2 separate regions of the Homo sapiens genome follow, and region 2 is linked to region 1. The links are chromatin loops, found by intact Hi-C in ENCODE. Cell type or tissue: K562. All regions are shown on one strand. Each heading gives the region's core, and the rest is flanking DNA. Links, peaks and the distances in the headings are about the cores only. Region 1 overlaps IMMP2L (inner mitochondrial membrane peptidase subunit 2). Region 2 overlaps IMMP2L (inner mitochondrial membrane peptidase subunit 2).

Region 1 (15,698 bases), core at 3,672-11,671:
TAGCAATGTGGAAAATGTACTAGAGAAAACATATCATAGTCAAAGAAGGAGAGATCTATGTGGCACCTGGACTTAGTAAATGGAGAAAAGAAAAATATTCAATAGATATTTTTCAGGTAGACCCAAAAAGACTCTGTGTCTAACTGGATACAGATGATAAGAAAAACCTAGAAGTTAAAGATGGAAGTGACTCTAACTTTGACTTGTGACTAAATATGATGGCAATAATCAAAATAGTAACCAGAAGAAGAAAAAAAGTTTGGTATGGGCTAGGTTGGGTTTGAGAAGTCTGAGGAATATCATCATACACATATATCCAATGGAGAGCTAAAATTACAGGTATGATGCTTCAAAAAGAAATCAGGTAGGCAAGAAGTTAAGAGCAGTGGACAAAGGGAAAAGAGAAGAGGGCCATTTCTGAGGGCTCTGTTCTGTTCCACTGATCTATATCTCTGTTTTGGTACCAGTACCATGCTGTTTTGGTTACTGTAGCCTTGTAGTATAGTTTGAAGTCAGGTAGCGTGATGCCTCCAGCTTTGTTCTTTTGATTTAGGATTGACTTGGCGATGCGGGCTCTTTTTTGGTTCCATATGAACTTTAAAGTAGTTTTTTCCAATTCTGTGAAGAAAGTCATTGGTAGCTTGATGGGGATGGCACTGAATCTATAAATTACCTTGGGCAGTATGGCCATTTTCATGATATTGATTCTTCCTACCCATGAGCATGGAATGTTCTTCCATTCGTTTGTATCCTCTTTTATTTCATTGAGCAGTGGTTTGTAGTTCTCCTTGAACAGGTCCTTCATGTCCCTTGTAAGTTGGATTCCTAGGTATTTTATTCTCTTTGAAGCAATTGTGAATGGGAGTTCACTCATGATTTGGCTCTCTGTTTGTCTGTTATTGTGTATATCTACAACTATCTGATCTTTGACAAACCTGACAAAAACAAGCAACGGGGAAAGGATTCCTTATTTAATAAATGGTGCTGGGAAAACTGGCTAGCCATATGTACAAAGCTGAAACTGGATCCCTGCCTTACATCTTATACAAAAATTAATTCAACATGGATTAAAGACTTAAACGTCAGACCTAAAACCATAAAAACCCTAGAAGAAAACCTAGGCAATACCATTCAGGACATAGGCATGGGCAAGGACTTCATGTCTAAAACACCAAAAGCAATGGCAACAAAAGCCAAAATTGACAAATGGGATCTAATTAAACTAAAGAGCTTCTGCACAGCAAAAGAAACTACCATCAGAGTCAACAGGCAACCTACAAAATGGGAGAAAATTTTCGCAAGCTACTCATCTGACAAAGGGCTAATATCCAGAATCTACAATGAACTCAAACAAATTTACAAGAAAAAAATAAACAACCCCATCAAAAAGTGGGTGAAGGACATGAACAGACACTTCTCAAAAGAAGACATTAATGCAGTCAAAAGACACATGAAAAAATGCTCATCATCACTGGCCATCAGAGAAATGCAAATCAAAACCACAATGAGATACCATCTCACACCAGTTAAAATGGCAATCATTAAAAAGTCAGGGAACAACAGGTGCTGGAGAGGATGTGGAGAAATAGGAACACTTTTACACTGTTGGTGGGACTGTAAACTAGTTCAACCCTTGTGGAAGTCACTGTGGTGATTCCTCAGGGATCTAGAACTAGAAATACCATTTGACCCAGCAATCCCATTACTGGGTATATACCCAAAGGACTATAAATCATGCTGCTATAGACACATGCACACGTATGTTTATTGTGGCACTATTCACAATAGCAAAGACTTGGAACCAACCCAAATGTCCAACAGTGATAGACTAGATTAAGAAAATGTGGCACATATACACCATGGAATACTATGCAGCCATAAAAAATGATGAGTTCATGTCCTTTGTAGGGACATGGATGAAATTGGAAATCATCATTCTCAGTAAACTATCCCAAGGACAAAAAAACCAAACACCGCATGTTCTCACTCATAGGTGGGAATTGAACAATGAGAACACATGGACACAGGAAGGGGAACATCACACTCTGGGGACTGTTGTGGGGTGGGGGGGAGGGGGGAGGGATAGCATTAGGAGATATACCTAATGCTAAATGACGAGTTAATGGGTGCAGCACACCAGCATGGCACATGTATACATATGTAACTAACCTGCACATTGTGCTCATGTACCCTAAAACTTAAAGTATAATAATAATAAAATAAATAAATAAATAAATAAAGAGAAGAGGGCCAAAAAAGGAACCAGCAAAGCATACAAAGCTAAAACAGAACCAAGAAAAAAGGATGTAATATACAACAAAGGGCCAGAAAACTTCAAGGAGGAAGAATTCATACTGTCCATTTCTGCTAAGAGATGAAGAAACATTTGTATCGTGGCCATTGGATTTAGCAATGAGAAGATTTGAGAATTTTTCCAAAGAGTTTTTGTAGAATATTAGAGATAGAAGTCTGATTTTACTAAACTAAGGCAGTAAGTGACTTAAGGAATTGAAGAGGACTCACAGATATTTCTTCCCAGAAATATCTCTTTCCAGATGTTTGGAAATAAACATCAGTACTCTTTCCAGATGCTTGGAAATAAGAGCAAAATGTACTGATTTACCCGCAAATCTTGACAGATTCTAGGGAATGCAAGTCTCTGTCATTATTGTATAGAAGAGAGGAGAAAACAAAAGGTAATTAAAGCTGACTCTAAAGTCTCTAAATTTGATTCATGGGTATAGATATAAAGATTCCATAACTTTAGCAGCAAGGTCCAATACAGTAGCCAAAAGCCACATGTGGTTACTGAACACTTGAAATGCAACTAGTCCAAACTGAGATGTGCCAAATGAAACCAACACCAGATTTTTAAGACCTTATTTCGAAAAATGTAAAATATCTCATTAATATTTTAATATTAATTACATGTGGAAATATTTTAGATCTATTGGGTTAGAAAATATTAAAATTAAAATTACACTTGTTTCTTTTCTCACTTGTTTCAAAGTGTTAGTAGACAATTTAAAATCACATATATGGCTCACGTTATATTTCTTTTGAACGTCCCTGAACATTCAAAATGTTATCCTCTAGAATAAATACTAAACTGGAAGAACAGGATTCAGAAAGGTTCCATCACAGCCAGCCTATATATATATCATATTAGTGTGAAAGTTAATGAAGGGGACACCCAGGACAACATCATGACTTTAAGAAAATAAAGTCCTAACTAATTAAGTGGCTTACTCAGGTCACCTAGCTACTGGAAACAAAACCCAGACTAGAACCTAGTCCGTGGGTATTTCCTCTATTATTCCACCTCTTGAAATGTCAGTGAAAATTTAACTGTTATATACGATCTTATTCTGTACCACATTCAATAAAATGACTTGTAAAAAAATCTTAAAATCATAATCTCCATAAGAGTATCCTTTGTTCACCAGTCAACTTGTAATTTAACTAATATTGTTAACGTATGTCAACTCACGATTCAGTTTTGTTGTGTTTTACTTTGGGCATGTATATATATACTCTGAATTTATTTCAACCAATTCCACATGAATTTTAAAGAGAATATCCTCCTTTCAAGTACACATCTCTTTAAAAAAAAGTTCTAAGAAAACATATCTGGAAAAGTTCAGAGAAACTACTCTCAACCATTATTATCTGCCATTTGATAGTGGTAACTTACTAAGGCATCATGTTGCTCATTAATGTAATATTCATACAAAATTAAAAGTTATATTCAAAATATAGCTATAGTATATGATGATATACTGTATTTCAAATTCTGGCAAGATTTAAAATCCTGCTTTGCCCAATAAAATCTTCAAAGACACTCAACCATTATGTTGTAGGTAAACCACAGTTCCAGAATCACCAATAATTGTAACCAACCAAAATATTTAGCTGTAATTTCTTCAATATACTCCAACAACTATAAATGTATTTATGCTTTTCATTAAGAAAAGACACAATTATTTAAAAAATTAGTCTTTTCATGCTAACTTTCCATGTGAAATTGAAAAGTAAACATCACTTGAAACTTTAAAACTTAATTTTATGAGACATCTTAATAAGCTAATAACTGTTGTAGTCATGGTAGTTATTTCCTTTGTAGAAATACTGCTCCAAAAATAGTGCTATGCTGAGTGCAGTGGCTCATGCCTGTAATCCCAGCACTTTGGGAGGCTGAGGTGGGTGGATCACTTGAGGCCAGGATTTCAAGACCAGCCTGGCCAACATGGCGAAACCAAGTCTCTACTAAAAGAAAAAAAAGAAAGAAAAAAGAAAAAAAATGCAAAATAGTGCTGATAAAAATGAATGAAGATTATTTGATTAAGCAACATGCTTAATTTTGTACGTATACCCTATATTTATTTTAACAAATAAAACTATTATTGTCATTCCAAAATGACATTATTAAAAATAATAAAAATAAAGAATATCAGCTCCACTTCTTGAATATTTGCTGTTATTTCAATGTTATCACATAGATAAAAGGATGGTGAAAATCTAGCTAATAGAGTTAGCTATGCACAGGGTGACTATGCTTCCAAAGAGGAGCTTTCCATGGCGATCTGCATGTCTTCTTTTCTTTGCCTGGCTGTTTGTGGCCCCTCTTCACATAACTGGAGTTAGTGTATTCATCTATTCCAAAGTTATTCCATCTGGACTCCTATGTGGCAGCCTCCCCCAAAATACAAAATACAAAAAAATACAAAAGTACAGAGCCAGATGTCACTAAGACCTGAGCTTTACCACATCCTTAAAAGTTTTCAAGTTTTCCTTGGTTGTATATGTCCCTTTTTGGCTTACTATATAGCAGATGCTAAGTGTCCCACTGTTGACTGTTCTTAGCAAGGCGTAATCCAGCATGGAGCTACAGAGAATCACTGCTCCTTCAATACTGGCAGACTGAATGACATTGTTGGTGTTTATGTCAACCTACTTCATGTTAAGAATAACTGACAGTTGATAGTCATGACATTGCATAAACATCTGTGGTAGATTCAATATCAATATTCTAGAGAATATTTGCAATAAGCAGCATTTAACAGCATTTGTTCAGCCACTATGGAAAGAAGTTTGGAGATTTCTTAAAGAACTTAAAACAGAACTATCATTTGACCCACCAAACCCATTACTGGGCATATATCAAAAGGAAAATAAATCATTCTACCAAAAAGATGCACACACTCATATGTTCATCACAGCACTATGCACAATGGCTAAGACATGGAATCAACCTAGGTGCCCATCAACAGTGGACTGAATAAAGAAAGTGTGGTACAAATACACCATGGAGTACTACACAGCCATAAGAAAGGATGAAACCATGTCCTTTGCAACAACATGAACGCAGATGGAGGCCATTATCCTAAGAATAAATTAATGCAGGAACAGAGAACCAAATATTGCAAGTACTCACTTAAAAGTGGGAGCTAAACATTGGTCACTCATGAACATAAAGATGGCAATAATAGACACTGGGGACTACTTGAGTGGGGAGGGAAAAAGGGGGAAAAAGGTTGATAAACTAACTATTGGCTATTATACTCACTACCTGGATGACGGGATCAATCATACCCTAAACCTCAGCATCACACAATATACCCAAGTAACAAAGTGCACATGTGCCCCAGAATCTAAAATAAAAGTTGAAATTACTTTTTTTAAAGTCCACAATATGATAAAGTGTGCTAAGGAATCATACCTCCTTGAAAATAACTAAAAACATCACTTCTCCCATTTATAAAGCAAAAGTGAATATTCAAAGATAACTGCAGGAGGTTAAGTTCATTAGCCAATATTCCCCTAGCACCTAAGGCAGTTTTCCGCTTTTTTTTTTCAGTATGCTCTTATTACTGCCTAATTATCCATATTGCTTTTCTTCCTTTTTGTTAAACTGAAATTCACCCAAGCAGTTTAACCTTTCATTTAGAATCATTAAATACACTCCCCTCCCCTCACTGATAATTGGCCTCTTTCTTTATTAACTGATTTCCCCCCTTGATTTATTACAAACCTTTTTTGCCAAATTTGGATCCATTCTGTTAATACATTCTTTACCTTCTTGCAACTCAATTAACACAGTGTCATTGTTACCAAAGCTTTCCTATTATTTCTTCAAGTTCTTATTGCTCTTTAAAGATCATCTAGTAGAATAATGAATTTTTAATAAACCCGGAATATTTTAATGATTCTTACTTAATTCTATGGTAAAATTTATGTGAGACATACTATTCTTCACACTGAAATGTTTCCTACTGTACTGTCATAATACTATACGGTAACTTTCTAGCAATCCAAATACACAAATCCTTGCAATATAACTTATGACTTCTAAAAGTACAGAAAGCCATATTATAATTATCATATCCATAGCTAAATCAAACCAAGCCAGCTTCTTCAACAGCAGTTCCAACATCCATACAATTTTTAATAAAGTGAAACTTATACTTGTGCCATCAGTAAGTATTAATGTAACCTCTGAGTATGAGTAAACCTGTCACTAGATTATGCAAAGGAATAACCTTTCATGGGCCCTTGAGGTTTCTCCTTAATGGAAATAAACAATTTTTTTAAAAGGCATTCCTGTTCTCTTCTTGGAAAGAAATACTTTCCTGAGCTCCAAGGCACTGATAAAATTTGGTGGGTGTCGTTTTAAGGCCTTTCCCTTTCTTATCAGCTACCGACACATTTCCCAGCCTTGCCACCTCTACTCACCAAAACAGTGCCTTTTTTTTTTCTAAAAGGAAAAGAAAAATGAAAGGTATCTACTGACCTTGGATCAAATAAGGTTATGTTTAAGTTTAGTTTAGAGATTTCTTCCACTTTTCCAAGACCTAAAATATGAAGCAGAATATAGACTATGGTATCTTTATTTAGCAAGAACCAGCGGACACTGTGTTTACCAGTGGGAAACACATCTTAAGTTGACAAGAGATATGGAGATAACCAGAACAAAATTAACCATTAGAATATTAAAAACTCTACTCCCAGAATAAATTACAAGGAACAAAGAAACAAAGATTTCTACCACTATCTTATTTTGAGTAATTTTAAATAAATAGGAAAGGATTTTGATCTCATCCTTCTGTAAAACGTCTACCTGCCAACATTTATGTTTGCAATTTTCAATAATTGCAACTACAGACATAATCTTTATAAGTATATATTCATTTGATGTCTTTCACCAATAAAGACCTGGTGTTCCAAGTCTCCTATCTGTTCCAGAATTTCTATTTCATGTGCCAATATAGCTCTTCTTTAAAAAATTTCAAGTCAGTTTTGACTCCAACTTTAAAACTATGCAACATAGTTTTCTGATATCCTGAGGGATTAATTCTTATGTTGAACTTCCTAACAATTCCATTTTGATCCCTAAAGCTATTTTCATGCATTTTTTAAATGAAAGAGACCTTAAAGATCAACTAGTCTGTACCTCTTATTCTGCAGATGATGCAATTGATCCAAGGAACAGTTAAAGTAACCTGTGCAGGGTCACTCAGCCAATTAAAAATGATGCAACTCAAAGTAGAAACAAGATGTCCCAAAGCCTAGACCCATAGTCTTGCACTGAAGAACTGGCAAATAGAGGCTTTCAGATTTGTTTCACAGAAAAGAAAATAATACTTTTTAAATTAGTCAATTATGTAAATAAAATCGGTGTTTTCAAACACTTAATAATCTTTTGTAAAAGTACATTTCCTTGTACATAGTAAACGTGGTTTTAGAACTGTTTGTATTTTTTATTGCTTAAGATGATTTTCTATTGGCACTGTAACAAATTACAGCAAATTTGGCGGTTTAAAATAACATTTGTTTATTATCTAACAGCTCTCAAAGACAGAAGCCTAGTAGGTTTGGCTAGATCCTCTTCTTAAGATCTTTCAAGGCCAAAATCAAGGTGTCAGTGGGACTAGGTCCTTCTATAGAAATCCCAGGATAATCTATTTCCAGGCTCATTAAGTTGTTGGCAAAATTCTGTGTAGTTGTAAGACCGAGGTACTTGTTTCCTTGCTGATCTTTGATTGAAGGTTATTCTTACCTTCTAGAGGCAGCCTGCTTTCCTCTGCCCATGGCCCCTGAATCTTCAAAGGCTGTAACAATGTGTTGCATCCTTCTTGTCCTTTGGATCTCTCACTTCATATGCTGCACTTCCCTAACTACTACTTCTGCCTCTGTTTCTAAGGGCTCATGTGATTGCACTGGACCTACATGGATAATCCAGGATAACCTTTATTTTAAGGTCAACTGATTAGTAGCCTTATTTACATCTGTCCCTTTGGCAATGTAAAGTAACTTATTCATGGATATATCATCTTATTATATTCACTATCCAGGGAATTAGAGCATGGAATCTGCTTGGAAACCAAAGTTCTAATTATTACATTTAGCTCATATTTATTGATGCATCCTTAAGGAAATGTGACTGGTTTTCTACAGATCACGTTGTTCAAACTCTAACAAAATAAATAACTTTGCATTCCTAATATTTATATATCCATTTCCAGGAATGGCTCTGATTGGCCCTGCTTAGGTCCAGTGCCCACCCCTCTACCAACCACCAGGGCTGGCTTCATGGCAATGTGACCAGTGCAGTCACACATAATCCTGGGCTCAGAAGGGACCCCACATTTGGGGCTTAATGCTCTGAAGCTACCAACTTGAAATTCTTAACCCTTTGAATTTGTTTTGTACATGAAGTCCAATAGAACAATTGAGCATGTGCCAGGGGCTTGTTTGTCTGAAAAAGAATGCATTTCTCTTTCATTTTTTAAGAATATTTCCAACAGGTACAACATTCTAGATTGACATTTTTTTTCCTTTTACCACTTTATAGAGATGTCATTCAGTTATCTCCTGTCTTCTATCAGTTGAAAAGTAGGCTATATTTTTGCTTCTTTGAAGGAAATGTCTTTTTTCCTTTGAAGACTTTTATCGGCCGGACACAGTGGCTCATGCCTGTAATCTCAGCACTATGGGAGGCCGAGGCAGGCAGATCACCTGAGGTCAGGAGTTCAAGACCAGCCTGACCAACACAGAGAAACCCCATCTCTACTAAAAATAAAAAATTAACCAAGTGTGGTGGTGCATGCCTATAATCCCAGCTACTCAGGAGGCTGAGGCAGGAGAATCGCTTGAACACTGGAGGTGGAGGTTGTGGTGAGCCAAGATCATGCTATTGCACTCCAGCCTGGGCAACAAGAGTGAATTTCTGCCTCAAAAAAAAAAATAGACTTTTATCTTCTTTGGTTTTCAGTGGTTTGACTGCCATGTGCCCTAAATGTGCTTTCATTGTATTTATTCCAATAGTGCTTTTTCATTCTGTGGATTGATGTCTTTCATTGATTTTAGAAAACTCTTGGCCTGAATCTATTAAGATAATGCTTCTTCCTCAATTCCTACTCTCCTATTCTCCTGGGACTCCAATTAGATGGTAGTCAGCCTTTTCCACTATTATATTATTTACACTATTGATTGTGTGTTCCATTCTTTTATTCCTCCCATGCACTATTCTATATATTTTCTAATTGACCCATCATCCAGTTCACTAATTCTTTCCTCAGCTGTCTAATTTTCTAATAAACTAATCTATTGAGTTCTTCATTTCAGTCACAGTTTTTATTTCTAGAATTTCTTTAAATTATTTTTATGGATTCTTATTCTGTGCTGAAATTATCCACCTTTTCATCACTTTAAAAAAATATTGATCATAATTTTTTTCTGTTTTTGGAGAGAGGGTCTTACTCTGTCACCCAGGCTGGAATGCAGTGGTTAGACCATAGCTCACTGCAGCCATGATCTCCCAGGCTCACATTATCCTTCCTCCCATCTCAGCCTCTGTAGTAGCTAGACTACAGGCATGCAACACCATGCCCAGCTTTTGTTTGTTTGTTTGTTTGTTTGTTTGTTTGTTTTTGGTTAAGTAGAGACCAGGGAAGTCTTGCTATGTCACCCAGGCTGGTCTCAAACTCCTGAGCTCAAGTGATCCTCCCACCTCGGCCTCCCAAAGTGCTAGGATTACAGACATGACTCACCACACCTGGCCAATTACAGTTATTTAATAGTCCATGTCTAATCATTCCAATATCTAGATTACTGTGAGACTGTTTCTATCCTTTCTTGTTTTATATTGTTTTTCTTGGTCCTGGCTTCTAATATGCATGGTATAATTTTTTATTAAATGCCAAGTGTTGCGTATAAAAAAATTATAGAAACTCTGCATGATGTCTCTTGCTTCCAGCAATGACAGACAGTTGAAGTAAAGGCAGACCACCTTAAAATCAAGATTGGGTTTATCAAAGAATACATTTTGATTTTTGTAAGTAGTGGCCTATTTATAGTTCTTCCTAACTCCTAGGATATAGCCCCACAAGAATTCCAATGAAAAGCTTAGAGTGTTTTACCAGGGTCCTTCTTCCTCCTTCCTGAATTTTAGCTTGCAGGCACTGTGAAACTGCCAAAAGTTCTGCTCATCCTGTCACCATCTTAGCTATTGCTGCTTGGTTTCTCAGCTTGGCCTGTGTTGCTTGCAAATTGACAGAACCCAAGGTGAAAAATGACACCAAATACAGGGCTCACTTCAGTGTGTTTCCTTTCATTCTTAGATCTTTAGCTCTTGGTAGTGCTCCAATGCCTTTAGATATATATATTTTTCTAATCCAGTTTTTTTCATTATTCACAGTGTAGGCCTTAGTTTGAAATAAACTAGTCCATTTACAGCCAGAAATAGAAATCAGCCACTGACTGATCTGTGGCCTATCTTTATGTATGCCTCTATATCTTATTAATTCCAAAAGTATTTAAGATAAGTTGACACCCTTATATGACGGTTGATTTGCCTTGTGTTCTATTTCCTGCTTGAAACCTAAACTGTTCACTACTCTAATATCCTAATTAATTTTGTTGTAATTATTATGTAAACTTACATTCAAAATGCTTCTCCTCGATAGCTAAATCTGACTCCTTACATATAATATTTAACGTGTATTTGGGAGGTCCTTTGCAAATGCCGTCTTGTACTTACTCATTTTTTTAAATATAAGAAACAGCATTCTCAGAGACTAGATTATTTCAGAGTAAAAATGAAAACATTTATAAACATAAGCACTAGTATTTAATAGAATGTTGCCTGTATAATTTTGTTCTTTGAAAACTTATAGTTACCTCTCAAAGGATATAAAATTTATAAAACAGGATGAGCAGAAGCTATGTATAACTCCTATGGTTACATTAACACAAAATCTCGGTAATTCAAAATTGAAATTTATTAAACATTTCTAAGATGTAATTTGTCTCTGAACTAAGAAAATGTCTTATTACATAATTAAGTGTATAAGCATTGTGAAGGCAGTTTATCCTACTTTAAAAAATAAATTGCTGTTAAGGACTGTCTTAAGGATACCAACTTTTTTTTTTTTTTTTGAGATGGAGTCTCACTTTGTTGCCCAGGCTGGAGTGCAGTGGCGCAATCTCGGCTCACTGCAAGCTCCGCCTCCCAGGTTCACGCCATTCTCCTGCCTCAGCCTCCCGAGTAGCTGGGACTACAGGCGCCCACCACCACGCCCAGCTAATTTTTTGTATTTTTAGTAGAGATGGGGTTTCACCGTAGCCAGGATGGTCTCCATCTCCTGACCTCGTGATCCACCTGCCTCAGCCTCCCAAAGTGCTGAGATTACAGGCGTGAGCCACTGTTCCCGGCCAAGGATATCAACTTTTTGTATGGCTATGAACAGCATTTAAAAATCAGTTTAATCTATATCAAATAATAAGAATAATAATACCTATACTATCTCATTTTATTTATTTTAAAAATGTCACTTGTACATATACTTAGTAATGACTGCAAATTACTATGGATAATTGAAAGTACCAAAAATAAACTGCAACACAGGATTTCCCTCCCCAGCATTTTACTGTCAAAAAAAAAAAAAAAAAAAAAAAAACTGGAAACCTAGGTACTTCATCCTCCCTAAAGAATCTTTCATAAAAGTCATGGTCTTTCTACATTTGGTTCCTAAATGTACTACATTAACTACAAACTCAGAAAAATGTTTGGCCATAGATTTTAAAAATTGGGAATGAGTACAGATAGAACAGATAAGTATACACAATTATATTTTCCCAGCTCAATTGATAACTGGCTTTTAATACAATTATGGGTCATTATTCAGTATTATTATTACTGTGGCCAAAACATGAAATTCCATTTTTAGCAGGTTCCAATTAATTTCCTTGGTTGGTCAAGGAACCTTTCAAGATTTACAAGCACTCAAGACACAAAGCATCTTTCGTTTTTCTTTTTTCAAATGCTCTATTCTATTTCATCTATTTCCCTTGCTCAAATCTTTATGACTCTTTGTTCATACTTATCGATAGAGAAGCAGCCACCACACTGGCCATCTATCAGAAAGTGGTAATGAGTTTAGCATGACAAAAACCAGCTGTTGAAACTGCTGTATTATGCACACTGTATGTTCATAATACAGTAATATTGCTATTAATGAAGAGACTGCTATGTATTTCAGGAACCACTGTATCAGAAATTCAACTACAGAAATGGGAGTAAAATAAGAGATGTAGACATACCAGGGCCAGAATGACTTCTTTGGTGAGAATCAATGTTATTCAACCATAGCATCGTACCACATTATATGGAGACATTATAGGATGATGGTTAAGACACAGCTTTGATGTGAGGCACTTCAAGCCTTTGCTCTGCCACTTATTAATATTTACTATGTCCTTAAGCAGGTTATTTAGCCTCTCTATGCTTTAGTGTTCTCATCTATAAAACCGGGGATAACAATACCTACTTTACTGGTTTTTCTTAATAAGAATCAAATAAAAGTGAAGTTAGAACTCCTAACCCAGTGGCTAACAAAAAAATAAGCAGTCAATAAACACTTTAAAAATATTATGTTTTTTTTTTTTCTCTCCATAGATTATGTGTCTTTTTCTCTCTGCCTTTGGACCTGATCACTCCGACACTCTTACCAACACCAGGTGTTTATTACCTATCTTTAGAAGTCTACCTTTGCTTCATAGGAACTACCTTAGTGTTTTCCATCTCAGACTTTGGGATTTTATCTTAGTTCACTTCAGACATACTCCAGGGATACAGCAGTGTACAATGGGAAAAGATTTAGACGTAGTGTTATCAAATAGAAATAAAATGTATGTCACATGTGTAATTTTACATTTTCTACTAGGCATATTTAAAAAGGAAGAATCAGCCAGATGCACTGCTTATGCCTGTAGTCCCAGCCACTCAGGAGGCTGAGGCAGGAGGATCACTTAGGCCCAGGAGTTCATGCCCAGCATGGGCAGCATAGCAAGACCCAATCTCATAAACTAAAACTGGAAGAAAAAGAGGAAAAAGAAACAGGTAGCATTTTAGTAATATATTTATTTGCATGAATATATCCAAATTATTATGATTTTAACAAGCAGCAATCACCACATTTCAAGTGTTCAGTAACTATAGGTGCTTGCTATATTAGACAGTACAGGCTTAGAGTCAAATGAATGTGGATTCAAATTCTGGCCTTGCTTTTTACTTGCCATGCACTTGCTGTAAATCTGTTTCATTATGTTAAAAATTACTATCTCCAGATATTGTGAGAATTAAATAAAAACAGCATACTCAAAGCACTTAGCACAATGCTTACTTACAGGCATGCTCATTCAATGAGAATTCCCTCACACCAACCTTCTACTATAGAACTGAACACTGGCTCAATACAGTGAAATCTGTGATCCAGATTAAGAGGAAAGGAAGAGAAAGGAAGCCCCCCATCGTCCTTCCTTTCTAGCTCTCTATAAACTGTGGCCATTTCTCCCACTCACACAGCTCTCCTTCTTTGCTTCCTAGCAGCTATAAATTTGACTCGGTAGACTTATTTCTAGAATCCCTGAACCCTTGTAGTCATGACCCAAGTATGTGGTTCCAAGAAACTAAAAAAAAACCCATGCCTGAAAGAGAAATCCTACCATCTCTTTCTTCTCTGCCCCTGTGGTATCCACCTCCCCAGCTGGCCCTACTGCCTAGTCAGACAGAGTTTCTCCTTTATTCAGGGGTTCTCACTGCTGCAGCTTCCTCAGCCTCAGCAACTGCCATTAACGTTAGTGCTTCTCTATTGAAAGAGAGTCTGGCATCAAACATTAAAGAGGCTGAGCAGCATTCTGCAAAATAACTGGACAGTACCCTTCAAAAGTGTCAATGGCATAAAAGACAAAGATCAAGGAACTGGCATATACTGAAGGTGACTAAAGAGACATAAAAAATAAAAAATGAAAATATGGGATCTTGAGTAGGATCTTGGCCCAAAAAAAGGACATTAGTGGGAAAACAGGTGAAATCTGAATAAGGTCTAGACCTATTCGTCTAATAAGATTAGATCTAATAATATTCTACTGATGTCAATTTCCTGGTTTCAATACTTGAACTATGGTTCTATATAATGTTAATATTAGGGGATTTGTGGGAACTCTCTACACTATTTTTGCAACTTTTCTTCAAAACAAATAAAAGTAAAATTAAGTTAAAACACTTTTAAATGTGATTATTTAGGACTTTATTATGAAAGAACCTCTGTCCCGATGGACTTGTTAAGTGATATATTATTGTGAAATAGTGCAACTTATGTTAAGCCAGGAAGGCCATCACACAGGTTAACGAAAAGTCAATTCCAAGGTATAGAAAATTCACCTTACTCACCACTATGAGTTTGTAAATCACTAAGAGAGTATGATGCCACCTACATATACTATAGTGAGGACTTGATGACAGCAAATCATATTTTGTGCAACCAATAATGTTATTAAATAAATGTAGCTACTGAATAACATACTTAAACAATAACTCCACTGTGACCAACTTTTTACAGAAAGAAAGAGACAGTGAAAAATAAGAAAGATATGCAAAAAAATAATATGCACCCACCTCCCTCTGCCAGATCTCCCATGCTTTAGGAAACAACACTGGTCAACCAACTCTGAACAAAACCCCTTGCAATAGAAAGGACAGTCTGCTTTGCTATATATGTGTTTCTGTAACATGAATTAACATAGACAATTGGTAAGTGGAGAAAAGATTTCAGTGTAATGCAGAAGTTACATTGGTTCCTATGTAATTTTTTTCCCAGATGATTAATGTTTTGCCTTATTAGTACAGGCAACTGAAGGCTACGTATACTAATGGCAGCAAACCAGGAAGGAATCAGTATTATACATTCAGCCTTTCTCTGAGAAGTGCTACTGCAAAGTTAACCCTGATCTTTGTTTATAAATAACTAAATAAATAAAACAAAGTAACACAAAACAATGAGGAGAGCATACAACTCTGGTATCAGTACATTTTGTACAAAGCTTACAAGCTTTTCTCTATTTATGACTTGTAATGATAATGTCTTTCTGCCCTTGCATCCACAGACAGCCTCAACCCTTCCTTATACCACCTACCACCAAGCTATCTTCACCTTTTATGTTTTAAGTAAAACACTACTTTTACTGCAGTTTAATTATTAGAAACTTCATGTCTTTTAAACTGTGTTAGTATTTTTATTGACATTGTTATTGTTTTCATCAGTGCTCTGGTTATAAAGTTGAATAAGCCCTACTGATTTAAGTAAGAATTTGGAAACTGCAAATTTTCCAGAAAAGCACACATAATATTATAGTAGAAA
Region 2 (15,698 bases), core at 2,643-10,642, 160 kb before region 1:
AAGCCATAGAATGTACAACATCAACAGTGAATGCTAATGTAAAATGTGAAATTTGGGTGATGATGTGTCAATGTCAATTCAACTGTAACAAATGTACCAGTTTGGTGGGGGATACTGATAAATGGGGAAGTCTATGAATGTATGGGAACAGGAGTAGGTACATAGAAAATCTCTGTATGTTCCGTTCAATTTCTCTGTGAAACTAAAACTTCTCTAAAAATTATGTCTATTTAAAAAATTCTAGCATAAATCTGTCTTTATTTATTTGGTATCTATGTCAACAAATTTTCAGAAATATTTAAAGGCCTTTCATTTTTATATATGAGATCACATTGATTATCACTGGACTCTGTGTGTGTGTGTGTGTGTGTGTGTGTGTGTGTGTGTGTGTGTGTGTGTCCAGTTTTAAAGCAGAAAAGGGGTTACTGACTGGGAAGCTGTAATGATGAGATCTCTTGATAAAGTAATGCAGTGTAAGCAATCTTTAGAGACTCTTTCAATTTGATGATGTTTTCTGACTTTTATCCTTTGGGCTGAATCAAGAAAAATAAAACAATTTACAAAACTAAGACTCTGCTACCCACAGCAAATGGGGGAGGCAGGGAAGACTATATTGATTGTCAATATATAGCAACATTATATTTTTTAAATTTATCCTTATGAAAATTATCTCTCATTATTAAAAGAGCTTCTCTGATGTTTAAAGAACTGGTTAACTATATTCTATATAGATATATATTACATTCTAATTATATTCTATATATATTTTTCTATCTATTTTCTTTATATAGTCCTTAGTTTATCATTTCTGTCCATTTTCTACACAAATAAGATGGGAACCTCAAAAAAGGAAATAAGCACCTCTATTATACAATCTTAAATTGGGTTAGAAAACTTAGTACCTTACTTTTGGATCCTAAAAAATATTTTATTGATATATTCCAGAATTTAAGATCTTAATTTTCTTATATATTTGCTCTAAATGGCACTTGAAATAAGAAACTAAAGAGTGATTAATATTTGGCCAATGTTACATGAATGTTACTATTTATCTTGTTATTCTTATTTTAACAGTATTTACCAATACTGTCGAGTCACTAAGTTTTGATTTTTGGTTCCACTCCTTCTAGTTTCACTTATGCATTTTAGTCCTGATCTTTGCACTAAACATGCTTATGTGTACCATATTCTGTAATAAAATATAACTAGGCAAAAACTATGATTATCTACCTCGCAGTAGGTAAAAATATAGAAGGTTCCAGAGTGATACTTCTCAAAATTATATCTGCTATATATAACATATAAACTTTGCATAAAAACAATATACCATTATAAAATATAATTACATACATTTTATATATATAGTATTTATTAAATCGAGAAAATATTTTCAAGTTACTATGTTCCCCATAAGTTTTACCATATTCATAATTTACAGTTTGTTTTTATTCCTTGAGAGAATTTTTTTTCTTACTTGGAACTATTTCCTATTTGTTCCAATTGTGTTTCCAACTTCCTTAGAAATGGCCATAGCAATACAATTTTTATTGATATACTAGCTCATGGGGCATTGTTTCTTGTTGTTAGGTGTAAATCCAGTAATAATAAAAATAAGTTCCATAAATACAAAACAGTAAAATTCAACCAAAATCAGGCCTGATATTAAGGGGATTTGAATACATATACAGAATATAATTGAACACTTTAAGCAATTCTACAAATTTTAAGAAATAGAGATATAGATTGAGATTTTCACAAACTAAAACAATTATAGTGATATAGTTCAACTCAGTCTCTTAACTTACAACTATGCTTGTGCGTATCTGTCCAAATTCAATTGTATTTCTGGCCTATAAGATTATTTGCTTCAATCAACCAACATAGAGAAAAAAATCCCAGGCTAAAAAGTAAATATAATGTCTACACTGGCAGTACCCTATCTCACAGATATATTGTGACAAAATCTTACTATTAATATCTGTAAATATTATACACCTTTCATGAAAATATGAAAGCTAAATAAATATATAAGGGTAAACAAATAAAATCTAAAGGTAAAGTTTTATTTGGTGCATTTGAGAAAAATACAAAAGAAAAGGAAACTTTGGGTCTTATTGGTGATGTAGGAATCTGGAGATTGAAGACGTAGGCAGTGGGGATAGTGCAGGAGTGAAAAAACAAGCAGTTACAAAAAATTATTTAAACTTGCCATCTTAATGTAATATGCTTTGAGTCGGCCTTTATTTCTATGTATGGAGAACAAAAAGTTTCTAGGCAGAAAAATATTATAAAATTGATAGTACAGACAGTGAACTACTACAATTTAAAAACATCTGACTCTTTCTGGCCAATCTTACTTTAATGGTATCATCATACAAAAGAAAGAAAATTACATGGAACAAATGAGAAAAAAAAGTACCTTTGTCATAAACTTTCAAATATAACATTATAATAAAAAATTCTCAGGAGAAATTTTGGGGGAAAAAAAGATGTATTCTTCAATAATAATTTAACTTGGCCTAAATTCATGAGAATATCCTCCAGTTTTGCAAACTGCCTTCAATTTGCTGAGAACCATTCTTTTATGCCAGCTTAAAATAAGCAAAGATTACACAAGTACCATGTGCCACCTTAAATAAGGAAAGGGAAAAAAGTACAATATGGTATTTAAACAGCTGTGTGAAGATACTGGTTAAAACAAGAATCATTTTTCAGCTGAGCTTGTAATGCTTCATTTTGCTAAATTTAAACTAGTGCATCATTAACTTAACCACTGATTTGTAGAATAAAGTACAGAACCGCACCTGCATATAATCCAATAAACACAATAATTTTTCAAATGGTTGTGAAATTGTCATAATTTGGGATCAAGATTTGAGAGAAGGAAGAAAAAATAAGAAGACATTATTTCACAGATGTACTGGAGAAAATACAATTGTTTTCATTATTTGCAGTTTTATTTGAGTGAGCTGACAAATGTACAACAAACAGTACACGTGGAAACACACTAGTAAGAATTCTATGCCAGGCAATTAGTGAAGATGATTGCAAGAAATCAATTTTTTGGAAATAAACAAAAATTTTAAATGTTATATGGCCAGTTTGGATGAGTATTATAAGTAAATGAGCTCAAACCAGTTAACGAAATGGAAGAAAACAGAGTGTGTGCTCAAAATAATTTTGCTCCCAAAGGTCCATAAGGAACCATTTAGTATATCAGAAGTATTCATTTACTATGTGGTATCTCCCTGGTCAAAGAATTGATACTTTTTCACATAGATTCACTCAGTCTTGTCTTTCCACTATGTTAGAGGTTTTAAACCCCACCGAAAAGTTCAATAGATACAATATAGGGAATATGATTCATGTATTTGGATGAAAAAAAGATCATATGCTTATTTTCACTAACAATTAGCTAAAAGTTTAAATTTCCCTTTATTAAGAATGCAGACAACAAATCACAGTAGTATTTGTTGTACTTGTGACCGACAGAAATAATATATATTTTGAAATATTGTTACACTCATCACTAACTCCAAAATTATAGTACCTGTTAGAAGTAATGCCGCATCCCATTACTATTACTATTCATGTATTACTATTTTAGAGATTTTAAAATATTTTGATGGCACTATTTCAATTTAGTTTATTTCCTTTACAATCCTATGCATTTATTTTGTGCATTAATAACATTCTGGCCGGGCACGGTGGCTCACACCTGTAATCCCAGCACTTTGGGAGGCCAAGGCGGGTGGATCACCTGAGGTTAGGAGTTCAAGACCATCCTGGCCAACATGGGGAAATCCCAACTCTACTAAAAATACAAAAACTAGCTGGGCATGGTGGTGTGTGCCTGTAATCCCAGCTACTCGCGGGGCTGAGGCAGGAGAATCGCTTGAACCCGGGAGGTGGAGGTTGCAGTGAGTCGAGATCACCACTGCACTCAAGCCTGGGCAACAGAGCGAGACTCCATCTCAAAAAAAAAAAAAATCTAAGACTTTTGAGTTCACATGCTTAATTTTTTTTTTTTTAATTCTGAGACTGGATCCACGAACTTCGCCAGATTGGAAAAGGGGTCCATGGCACAAAAAGTATTAAGAACCTCTCATTTTCAATTTGGCACATAAGATAAGGGAAACGTAGGGAGACAAGAAACTCTATAGCTTAAAATTAACTTTTATGTTAAAGTTTTGTTTCTGTTGGTCTTTATTTTTAATTCTGGAAGAGCAATCATCCTAAATTAAGCCAATCAAATACATATTGCTTTAAGCACTAATTAACACCTTCTTCTTCTACCTTTTATTAGTTCTAAGAAATGTTCTTTGGTTTAAAATTTTCCACTAATAATGGAAAAAGTATGAAATTTCTTATCCTTATTTAACCATTTTAAAATTAACTCCAATATGTACTACATTATGACAGAGCAGATTTTACATCGCCCTGACAGTAAAGTATACTGCATTCTTGGTCAGATGAATGTAATGAGCTTCTTGTAATCCTGGCTAATTGATATAGGAATGGGGGAAGGATTTGCAAGATCAATAGCCGTATACCAAGTGCCAGAGACAAGAATGACTGGCTCTAGTAAAAAAGAACACATCTAGAAGAGTATCTCCAATCAGAATTGCAACCTGATTAAATTTAAAACAGAGCATTATGGTTTCTAACGCCTATTCTCCTTTGCGCAAGGCAAGTAGGTGAGTAAAATGAGTATGTGCTAAAAATCTCTTTTAAAATTTTTAAGTATTTAATAGCAGCGGTAATCTCTGACATTTCTCTAGTGAATTTACTGCTTTTGATTTGCTCTCCTGGATGGGAGAACAGTTCCAGGGCTTTCCACTTGTCCCCTTCTACCACAATATCCTTCATTCCATGGTTCAGAAAGCCAATATGGACATTCTGCAAGCTACAGAGGATATCTAGTCAAGGTAAGCATTGAAGAACTGGACAATGATCACAAGGTAGATAAACAAACTCCCTGGAACTACAGTAAGAGTAATTCAAGTTACAAAGAAAGAAAAAGGAAAAGAACATGAGAGAAGGGAAAGAAAGAAGGAAGGAAAGAAGGAAGGAAGAAAGGCAGGCAGGCAGGGAGGGAGGGATCATTTGGTCCCCATAAGGTCACACTTTGACAAGAACAATGGTCAAGCATTTTGGGTCTCCCCTCCCTGCCAAGGATTAGTGTCAAGTAAGAGCCATGTATGGTAATCCCTGAAATAACTAAGAATTTCCCTTTCCACAATGTACAATCATCCTGGTAAATGACTGAGATCACACTGGGGACAACTTGAAGAAAGATTTTTGGTATGTATTTGTAGCAATACTCATGCTTTATCTTCAGAGGGATACAGTTGCCCTCATTTCATTTAAGGGCTGTGGCTCTGTGAACTGGCTCCGGTCTAGAAACTGAGTGAGAGGCCATGATGTTGTATCAGGGTGAGGAAATGAGTTTTCTGCTCACGACATCAATTATGTTTCTGTACCCTAGAGTCTGTATTTTAGTGATATTTCAGCCACCATCAAAAATTAAAAGTTTGGTGTCACAATAGTCTGATTGTCACTCTGGCTCTTCCACCCATTATCGCAATTGTACTCACTTTGCTTCCAGTGATTACACTGGGACACTCAGCCTCTGCCACTCCAGAATTCCATCATTCCATTAAAATGAGAGAGTCTATTTTGAAAGTAGCACCTAATATCACATCCAAGGCAATCAGAATACAGCCTTCCCAGATTTCTTCAAGGACACTGATGTTCCCTTCACCAATGCATTTCTCAATATTTCCATGAGGAAAGCATTTGTGGGTCACACATGATAAACCCACTGCAACATTCCTATCTCCCTAAGGCTTTGGGATATTTTCATGCAAGACTGAAGTCACTATGGCCATTACAGACTCTTCAAGAAGAGGGAATTTAATCTCCTTAGAGAAAGAAGAAGAGGTTGGTTCCACAATAAAGCACTGGGGAAACTGCAGATGAAGCATAGAGGAAACTGGAGTTCAAGGCTCTGAGATTTAGGTGAGTTCACTCACATAAATATATTCATTTCAATTATCATGATCCATGTCTACCATTCATGTCTTATCTTCCATATAAGAAAGCTAGTGAGGCTGTGAATTCAACTTGTACTGTGATTCTATAATTCTCAGAACTGAAGTTTGGTTCTTATTTTCAGCTGCATCATTACTGCAATGATAAAAGACAAGACAATTTGTGTTGGCAGTGGGAGTGGGGAGGGGATCATAGATCTCTGTTTACGTGACTATCCTTGAACTGAGAGAAGTCCTGAACCCATAATTTCCTTTCTATAAACCTTCTAGTGTAGTCAAAAACAGCCAACAGGAGTCATTATTCAATCCATAACAGTCAATTACAACTTCCATTTGATTTCCCAAAACTTTGACTTTAGTAAACACTTCATTTCTGATAAGAAAGGTGATACATTAAGTAACTGAGCTGACCCTGCATGGAACGGCAATTTTCCACTGGCAATGATATACTATTGTGTTCAATTGCAGTATGGTCAGATAACCAATCTCAAATTCTCATCTTTGAAATTCTGTCTCCTAAAACCACTCCTGGTTATTGTTCACTAAAGAAAGCAGAAACTACTATAGACATTTCCAGAATAGGAAATTTAATACCAGAAACTGATTATACAGTTGTTGAAGGGGTTAGAAAAAAAAGGAAGAAATAAATACTTGAAGGCACAAAACAAAAACAGGGTTTCAAACCAAAGTGAGGGTGCTACCCCACTAGGCTGGAGCCCACAAGCCTGCAGTAATTGCTGAGCTCCTGGAAAAACTTCTACAGGTGCCACTGGGAATGCTCTGTTATTGCTCAACAGAGCCTATACTGTCCAGCAGCAGGAGTACTGCTACTGCTATTCAAGATGCCAACACTAATGCTTCTGGAACTCACAGCCACCAGAGGTCACCTTCAGTATCCTCTTCTGCATGCTGAAGTACACCATCCAATAAAAGGAAATAAATAGCTGCTTCTTCTCTCCTACCTTACAATCTTTCAAGATTGCCTTGCTTTGGCTGTACCTAATAGAAAACTTGCTAGCAATGGAATCTGGCATGTGTGGTTCACAGGTTTTATATCTTTGCAGTAGAGTGTGGAAGGGCAGATATATAGATAAGAGATAACAGCACTAACTGTCACAAAACCAAACAATAATGGAAAAACAGAATGTGATGCATTTTATCTTCTAACCATTTATAAAATAAATTAAATATATGTTTTATGGTATAATAATAACTGTAAAGAAAACCAAATACTACACAAGCACTCAAAATGCCATTCTCAATCTAATCTTAACTTTCTTAATAATCAACAAATACTTACTGTGTCTATGTTCCTGACATTGTGACAAATCCCAGAGTTACAGATGTAAAATCAACTATAGGAGTTTTTACTCTCGTCAGGAAATAGAATCAGAGGAAACAGACAAAATACAGTAAATAATAACTAGACTATGTGTATCAGGTATACAGGAGAGCCAACTACAACAGCCAAGAAGGGTCATAGATGGTGTATAATTTGGATATTTGTCCAATCCAAATTTCATGTTGAACTGCAATCCCCAGCACTGGAGGTGGGGCCTGGTGGGAGGTGTTTGGATCCCAGGGGTGTATGTTTAATGGCTTGGTGCTGTCTTTGTGATAGTGAGTTCTCGCAAGATCTAGTCATTTGAAAGAGTGTGGCACTTTCTGCCCTCCACTCTCTGTCTAGCTCCTGCTTTTGCTGTGTGAAGTGCCTGTTCCCGCTTTGCCTTCCACCATGAGTAAAAGCTCCCTGAGGCCTCCCTAGAAGCAGATGCTGCTATGCTTCCTGTACATCCTGAAGAACTGAGCCAATTAAACCTCTCATCTTATAAATTGCCCAGTTTCAGGTATTTCTCTATAGCAATGTGAGAATAGCCTAATACAGGCGGCTTCAGGGAAGTGACTTGGGGAAAAACTAGGGCTTCTAAAGAATACAAGAAAAAATAATATTTCAGATCAGAAAAACAGCATGTATGGAGGCATACAGACCTGACAAAGCATAAGATGTCCTGGAAAGTAGAATTGTATATAATTTGAAATATAGCAAATGAGGAGATAATCAGGAATATGCCGAAGAAAAGGTTAGACAGGCAAAAGGTGAGCAAAGTATGATTCTATTAATATATTGCTCATACAATTGATTGAATGATGTTGCATTTGAAATTTTTTAATTTAAATTTTAGAAAGATAATTGCCAGAGGAATGGAGGATTGACTAGAGTGAATAAGATGAGGAAAATAAGATCATTTAGAAAGCTGTTCTAGTATAGGATAATAAAACTGAAGTAATGCAATAACTACTGAAGTAATACAATAAACTGAAGTAATTCCCACTTGTCTAGGAAAAAGCTAGTTCTCCTCCTCCTTCTCTATGCAAGTTCCCCAGCTTCTAATCAATCTATCAGTTAAGCCCACTTTAATAACTATTAATATGTTTTCAATGTCCATTTTAATAACTGTGTTTTCTACAAGATTAAAGAAATAAAATTATCCTATAGATTTTTCTAAACAAATAGTGGAGACCTATGGAATATAATTGCAAGGGTAGTAAAAATGTAACTTAAATTAAGCTGTGAAATATATTCTATTTTTTGTCTGCTATTTTGTCATGACTGTTTGACAGAAAATCTACCCTTTTAATATGCCAAATTCACACATATTAATTAGGAGAACTAGAAGTTAACCAAAGTAAATCGGGAGGAAAATATTTTAAAAGTATACGTGCATATCTCACCCAAAGAAAAATTCCGATTTAATTCTCACTTCTTTTAAGGTGGCCCTCCCCCAGAATATCGTTGACTTTTTAAAACATATCATAAGGCAAACATTTGTGACGCTATCACAGTCCATCTTATACAACCAACCAGGAAAAATATCCTCTTTAATCAAAATCAGTAATTTTGCGTTAAGCTTCTTTTATTGATATGAAAAATTTGGGCAGTCCTGCAGAGAGAAGTCCAAATAACACAGGAAACTAGCCCTGACAGGTGGTAAGACAATAGGAAGAAACTAGTATTTCCTCAGGATCTTGCTTATACATATGGTACTTATGATACTTTACTAAAAAGTATTTATCTGAATCCTTCAGTAGCCTATGAGTCCCTTAATGGCAGGAAATGACTGAAAAAAAAAACAAATAAATAAAGTGAAGACAGAAACGACATGGATTTCTAAAAATATTTCTGATGCTTCTGCATTTCTTAAAAATTTACGTGGATATTTTCCAGGATGGACAATTATCTGTGCACACAATGCAATTTGCTCTTCCAAATCCTTTCTACCACAGCTTCAGACTTAAGCTCTATTTAATGTAAACCAATCATAGTAATACCTTCCTCACCGCCACGTAGTCTTTCAGTAATGAATGAGACTACGTCCATTTAAGCAAACAACACACAAGGAAACATTTCCTAGTGGCTTCTTAAAAAAAAAAAAAAGGCTTCATTTTTCAACTAATAAAAAGGTGAGTATTACAGATAATAACTACATAGGAATGTAAAAAAAAACTTACTCTGGCTATGGAAGTCTGAAAAGACTTCATGTAAGAGATAAGGCTTAAACCACACCTGAACAACAGGAAAGTACAGTTATGCATCACTTAATGATGGAAACACATTCTGAGAAAAGCATATAGGCAATTTCATAATTGTGCGAACATCACAGGGTATACTTACACAAACATAGATGGTATGGCCGACTACCCCTAGCTTATGGCTCCTAGACTACAATCCTGTACAGCATGTAACTGCACTGAATTCCATAGGCAATTGTAGCACAATGATATTTGTGTATCTAAACATAAAAAAGGTACAGTAAAAACATGGTATTATCCTCTTATGGGAAGACCATCAAAAACACAGTCTATCACTGACATTATGCAGTGGCACATGGCTGTATCTGAGAGTAGACAGGAATTACAACTGGGTGGATGGTATAAAGAAAGGCATAAGAAGCATAAAGAGTGGAGGATGTTAGATGTATTCAAAGCACAAGCCAGCCACCCCAAGTAAAAGACTCATAGACAAAGAAAGAACATGCAGGAAACAAAAGTCGAAAAAAGGGCCTGAAAACCAGAATATATTTCATTATGTTAAGAGCCAACAAAGTAAAATTCTTAGTTATGATCTAAATGTATGATTTAGGGATGAATACATAGTTAGGGAGAAAAGAAAAATTATTTAGCCATGAATAAATTAATCCAGGTTCTTATTCATCAAGATTCCATTTTGAAGAGGGCTGCCGCTTAGGAACACTCAAGCTACGAGGGCCATAAATTTAACACACACATTTCTTTATGAAGGAGTAGAGAGAATAAACAAATTTTTTAAAAAGTAAAGGGAGAAAAGGGAAAATAAAGTAATATGCAAGGACATCCGATAGTCAAAATGTATTATCTCATAAATTTATATGCTTCAGTAAAAAAATTATCATATTTACAATCAAAAAAGGCCATTTGTAAAGAATCTCACATATATTATCTCTGTCAAATCTCACAACAACCCAATGAGAGAGATATTGTTGGCTCCTTTTTTTTTTCTTTTTTTTTTTTTTTTTTTTTTTGAGATGGAGTCTCGCTATGTCGCCAGACTGGAGTGCAGTGGCGAGATCTCGGCTCACTGCAAGCTCCGCCTCCCGAGTTCAAGTGATTCTCCTGCCTCAGTCTCTCAAGTAGCTGGGATTACAGGCACGTGCAACCACGCCCAACTAATTTTTGTATTTTTAGTAGAGACGGGGTTTCACCATGTTGGCCAGAATGGTCTCGATCTCCTGACCTCGTGATCCGCCCGCCTCAGCCTCCCAAAGTGCTGGGATTGCAGGCATGATTTTTGGCTCGTTTGTACAGACATGAAAGTGTCTCAACGTGGTTAAGTGAGTTTGGAAGAGCCAGATTATTATCCAGGCCTCTGACTTTACATCCTGTACCCACTCAGGCCTACCTCATTTCATTCAAGAGATAAGTACAACACAAAGTTCAACAACATCTGAAGCCATTCTGAACTAGAAATAAATGAAGATTCTAATTGTCAGTATATCATTATTCAGACATAATGTAGAAACAAAGGATTTTGCCAAGCTTAATATGGTTTGGCTGAATGCAAGATTTATATATTAAGATCCAACATTATATGGGCAAAGAAATACTACCTGACTCTCTGGAAATTGAGGTTTATCAATCAGACTCCCTAGATATTCAGTATTTTGAAGATATAATAATACTGAATCAGAGACAGAAAAAAACTAGTAATAAAATACTCAAAGGTCTAAAAATTAAAGGCAAATTTTCTTAGCAAAGAGTACATGGCATTCTATTTAAAAATCAACAATTTGTCTTCATTCCCCAGATCATAAACCCAAGGAGACCATTATAAGGCTGCTACAAACAATCTGTCAGTTTGATTTCACTTGGTTAGTGAGGGTGTTGATTTTGTTGTTGAACTGCTTAAGAAAAATTTAAGATGCTTAAAGAAAGTTCTTTAAACATATTAATAATAAGCTTTTCAAAGTCTGTGAATTTAATATTTCATTATTTCCTTGAACCTGTTAGAGTTAAGTGAAACTTTGAAAATTCCAGGAAAGGTTCAATAAAATTTGTTATAGATTCTACATGGTCTCATTTTCCTTTACTTAAGAAAAAATACCAAATAGGCTGTTATATTTTGAAATCTACATTTTTTCAATCTGCCCTTTAATGAGCACCAATTATGGTAAATAAATATTAACAGAATATAACCACTTACTTATAATGCAATCCTTATAATGTTATATTTATCCAAGCCATGAAGGATTAGGGAAGTAAAAACTACACTAGCTTATGATTTAGCAGTTTTATTTTCCAATATAGGTCAGAATCTAAAAAGTTAAAGAGTGAAGGAGGGCCACGGGGCCTTTAAGGAGCCCAAATATCAGTGTAAATGAAAGGGTGATTGATTCTCTCCTCAAAGCAGATGGCGTCCTTTCCCCAGATGCCTGGTTAATACAGATGTGGAAGCCAATGGAGAACTCAGGTTCCTTACAAAGAACAGAAAAGGGGTTGAGCACACAAACAATTCAAGAGTTCAAGGGCTGGTGGTGAAATCTGGTAGTAACAGATTGCAGACACATACAGATGTCTAAAGGAAACAGCAAAAGGAAGATCTGGGAAGCAACTCCCCAGGAAAAGATTTTACCATAGAAATCATCATCATCATTAAGAAGCCTCAGATCAGATGTAACCTATAGCAGATCTGAACATGACTAAACCCTAGACAAAAGTAATTAATTCCAAAACAGTGGTATGGATCAATTCAAATGAGAAATTGATTTTCTAGTTCTGAGGTGCAATGGCAAACTTGTAAGTCAAATGATATCCTAGAAGACAGCACTTTTTAAAGACAATACCTTACCAAGCCACTTGAAGACGGAATAACTATACCATAATGAAGAAAAATTTCTATTACTTAATAGATTCTTTTAAAAATATTTTAGATACTAAATTAGGACTATTACATAATTGGTATTATCTATATTTCAACTATGGAAGTAACAGTTCTTCATTTCAATTAACAAGCTAATATACTGTCTATTCATCATGATTCGACCATTAGCCAGACTTTGCTGAATAATTCTAAGATTAGCCTGCCATTTAGCCACAAGTTAGCCAACTATATAGATAAGTGAACTATTTTGCTATCATTACCTTAAATGTTGTCCACACATCACAATGACCAATAAGAAAACATCCCTGTCCTACCATCCTGGTAATCAGAAAATCACCATGTGGCTTAATGTAAGGCTAAGTAAGCGTTACCAAATATGTCTGTAGGAGGGCAAGTCTGAGGGCACGATTACACTTTCAAGACTTTGTGAGGAATCATTTGTAATCTTGTCACACTCAAAAAAAGTGCTGAGAGCATTCTTTTTTCACCCTCACATCATCCAGAGAACTGTTCAGCAATATAAAGCTGTGACCTTGATGTTCTATATAGCTTAAAGACCATAGTTAAAGTCCTCATAAGCACTAAAAGTCATCTCTGCACAGGAAGTAGAATATCCTTCTACACTAATGTGCTACATATTATAGATTTCTCCAATATGTTCCAAATATAATATAATGTTATTTCCAAAACCGTAAAAAAAATTCATAGTTTAGCAGATCTAAGTAGAACTCCTTTTGGCTGGTGAGATGGTGGGAAGAGATTAGGGTAGAAAGTGGAAGAAGCAGAGTCATAAGAGAATAGTAATCAGTGAACTACCAAAATTTTCATCATTCAAAATTTTTACAAATCAAAATTTTAGCTTTAAATCAATTTTATATGTTTGGTTTCAAAGATCAGCCCTCAATAACAACCCTATAATCTGTTTTAATACAGAAGGCTATATTCTATAGCGATAAGTTCTATTTTAGAAAAGAAGCAATTTAAACCTAAGTTTTTTTAGAATGTTAGCATAACATATAGTATGAAACAGGAAACAAACAGATTAAAGGAAGACCAGAACATTGGCTGAAAATACACCTTCAGGGCCCATTTCCAGGTAATGCCCAAGGCCTCCTAGGGGATAACTAATAGTTAATATTTCGGCTGCCACATTCCATGGGAGGTCGTAACAATGACTTTATATAAAAATTATTTCTATTTTTCTCTTTTATTTTTAACTTAGTACTATTAACTGGAGCTCTTTCTTCCCTTGTTAACTATTCATTACTGTATATTTCTGTGCATTAAAACCACTTTAAAAAAAATCTTCATCCCCACATCAGCCTCCATCGTGGGAAGATATATATACACAGAAAGAGAGGAAAAGTCATTGATCCCCAGCCATAAGTCAAGTGAGGCTTCAACAATAGATCATACCCAGGCTGCACACTGTTAGGTCACAGAACATGTGGTCACACTGTCCTACCAAGACAGAAGCTAATTCTATGAAATCCCAAACTACACCTTCTTGTGTTTCTCCATTCACCTCAGTCAATGGCTTCACCACCATCCATCCACCTTCTTACTCAAATCAGAAGCTGAGGAGCCACTCTGCCTCTTCCCATTCTTACAGTCCAAATTCTTGTTCACTCATGCAACTATTCATTTCTCTCTCACTTCCTCAGCATTTGCTTCAGCCCATATAATTTCTGACCTAGGTGATTTTATCAGTTTCCTAACTGGTTTCCCTTTCTCTGGCCTACAACCCATAAATTCTAAAACACAATCTGAATAATCTTTCTAAAACATTTTAGGAACAACCCACTACCCTCAGATCAAGTCCAAACTCTTTAACACTGTTTACAAGGCCCTTGATAATCTGACTGGTTGCTGCTCACACTGAACTCTTACCACTCCCACTGTGGTACCCAACAATGCCAAACAATTTGAAATTACTCAGTTACTCATATTCTCTCAGTACTAGGCACCACCATTCCTCATCCAGAACACTAAAGCAATTGAGTTTGATTCAGGTGTAATCCTCAAGAAAACATTGTTAGACTTCTCCAGTTTCTCCAGGTGACACATCTGTGTGCTCTGAAAGCACCCTATGCTTATAGTTATCATACCATACAGTACTGTTTACTTTGTTCTTCCTCCCCCAATCACTGATTATTAGATCCTTAAAGTACAAGCAACTTATTCATATTTGTATCATAATGACTAGAATAGTACTTGGAACAAAGGAGACACTCACTAAATGTTTGCTGAATTAATGAATAAAGATATAAATGAAAGGCGGTATGTGTTCCATGTTTTCTTCAAGAAAATATGGCCACCAAAATGTGTATGAACTAAGTATTCTCCAATCTGCCCAATGGAAAAATAAATAAATAACAGCTAAGAGTTTGTCATAAATTTCAGGGCAATCCTAATGAATCTAGGAAAGTCAATTGATCAAGAGGCTACATCATGGCCTTTTGATTTGACTTACCCTTATTTGCTCCTACGATAATACCAAAAAAGCATCTGTCCATACAGTGAGAATGTAAGTCAACACACAATTGGCTCAGGGTAAGCAGATTACAACTCTATTAAAATAAAAGAATTATAATCAAAATCCTGCTTCCGTATATGATTTAATCATTGCACACTGATTAAATAAATGACAATAATTATAAAGAAAAATCTCCATCCATTTTGAGTGCTCCTGAGAAGCTAGAGACTACTCAGATCTCTGATTTGAGGTAATATTCTCAATGTCTCAAATTAAATGCAAATATTCTCATGGAAAAAAAACTACAACAATCTTTTTTTTTCTCTAAATTATTAATATTTATCTTTGAGGTTGAGATTCTCAGGTTTTTGTAGTACATCATGGGAGTGATATAAAAGGAGTCCTTAACTGCAAATCAAAATTTTAGCCTTAAATCCAAAGCTTGCTTTACTATATAGCTATGCTCTAAATCACCAAATTCAGAAATCCTTTAAAATAGACACTTGAATGTGGTTTCAATGTAAGCACTCTCTTAGCAGACTCACTCTTCAAAGTCCAAAATGAAAGAAAAATTATATGCTCAGCAGTTTATTTAATTAAAAGGAATGGAACTACAGAGTGATAAGTATAGAAAAGTTCAGCATGTCTTTTCAAAGGACTGTAAAAAAAACTTCCAACACTTTACTTATATTCTTGCCCTTGTGACTAAGTTATGGACAATGAAACACCTTGAGTTATGATACAAATCCTTAAA

What was found. A loop is a pair of places that touch in the nucleus more often than their neighbours do. Peaks named below come from ENCODE experiments on the same cell type or tissue, not always from the same donor. Only the 100,000 strongest peaks of a DNase experiment are listed, where the experiment ranks them.
Region 2: a loop joins it to region 1, with 2.5 times the contacts of the local background. A loop is called at or near these places in 12 of 110 quality-filtered maps.

What each region holds. Positions count from the first base shown.
Region 1 is chr7:111,468,666-111,484,363 of GRCh38, forward strand. All of the region lies in intron 3 of IMMP2L (inner mitochondrial membrane peptidase subunit 2), which reads right to left. Among named protein-coding and RNA genes, the nearest start is that of IMMP2L, 86 kb to the right of the region's middle. In K562, for the core only: no CTCF peak of the experiment used is centred there; DNase peaks (open chromatin) are centred at 6,676, 7,516, 8,556 and 8,880; H3K4me3 peaks cover 240 bases.
Region 2 is chr7:111,306,257-111,321,954 of GRCh38, forward strand. All of the region lies in intron 3 of IMMP2L (inner mitochondrial membrane peptidase subunit 2), which reads right to left. Among named protein-coding and RNA genes, the nearest start is that of LRRN3, 220 kb to the left of the region's middle. In K562, for the core only: a CTCF peak has its summit at 6,936 (motif pointing right); no DNase peak of the experiment used is centred there.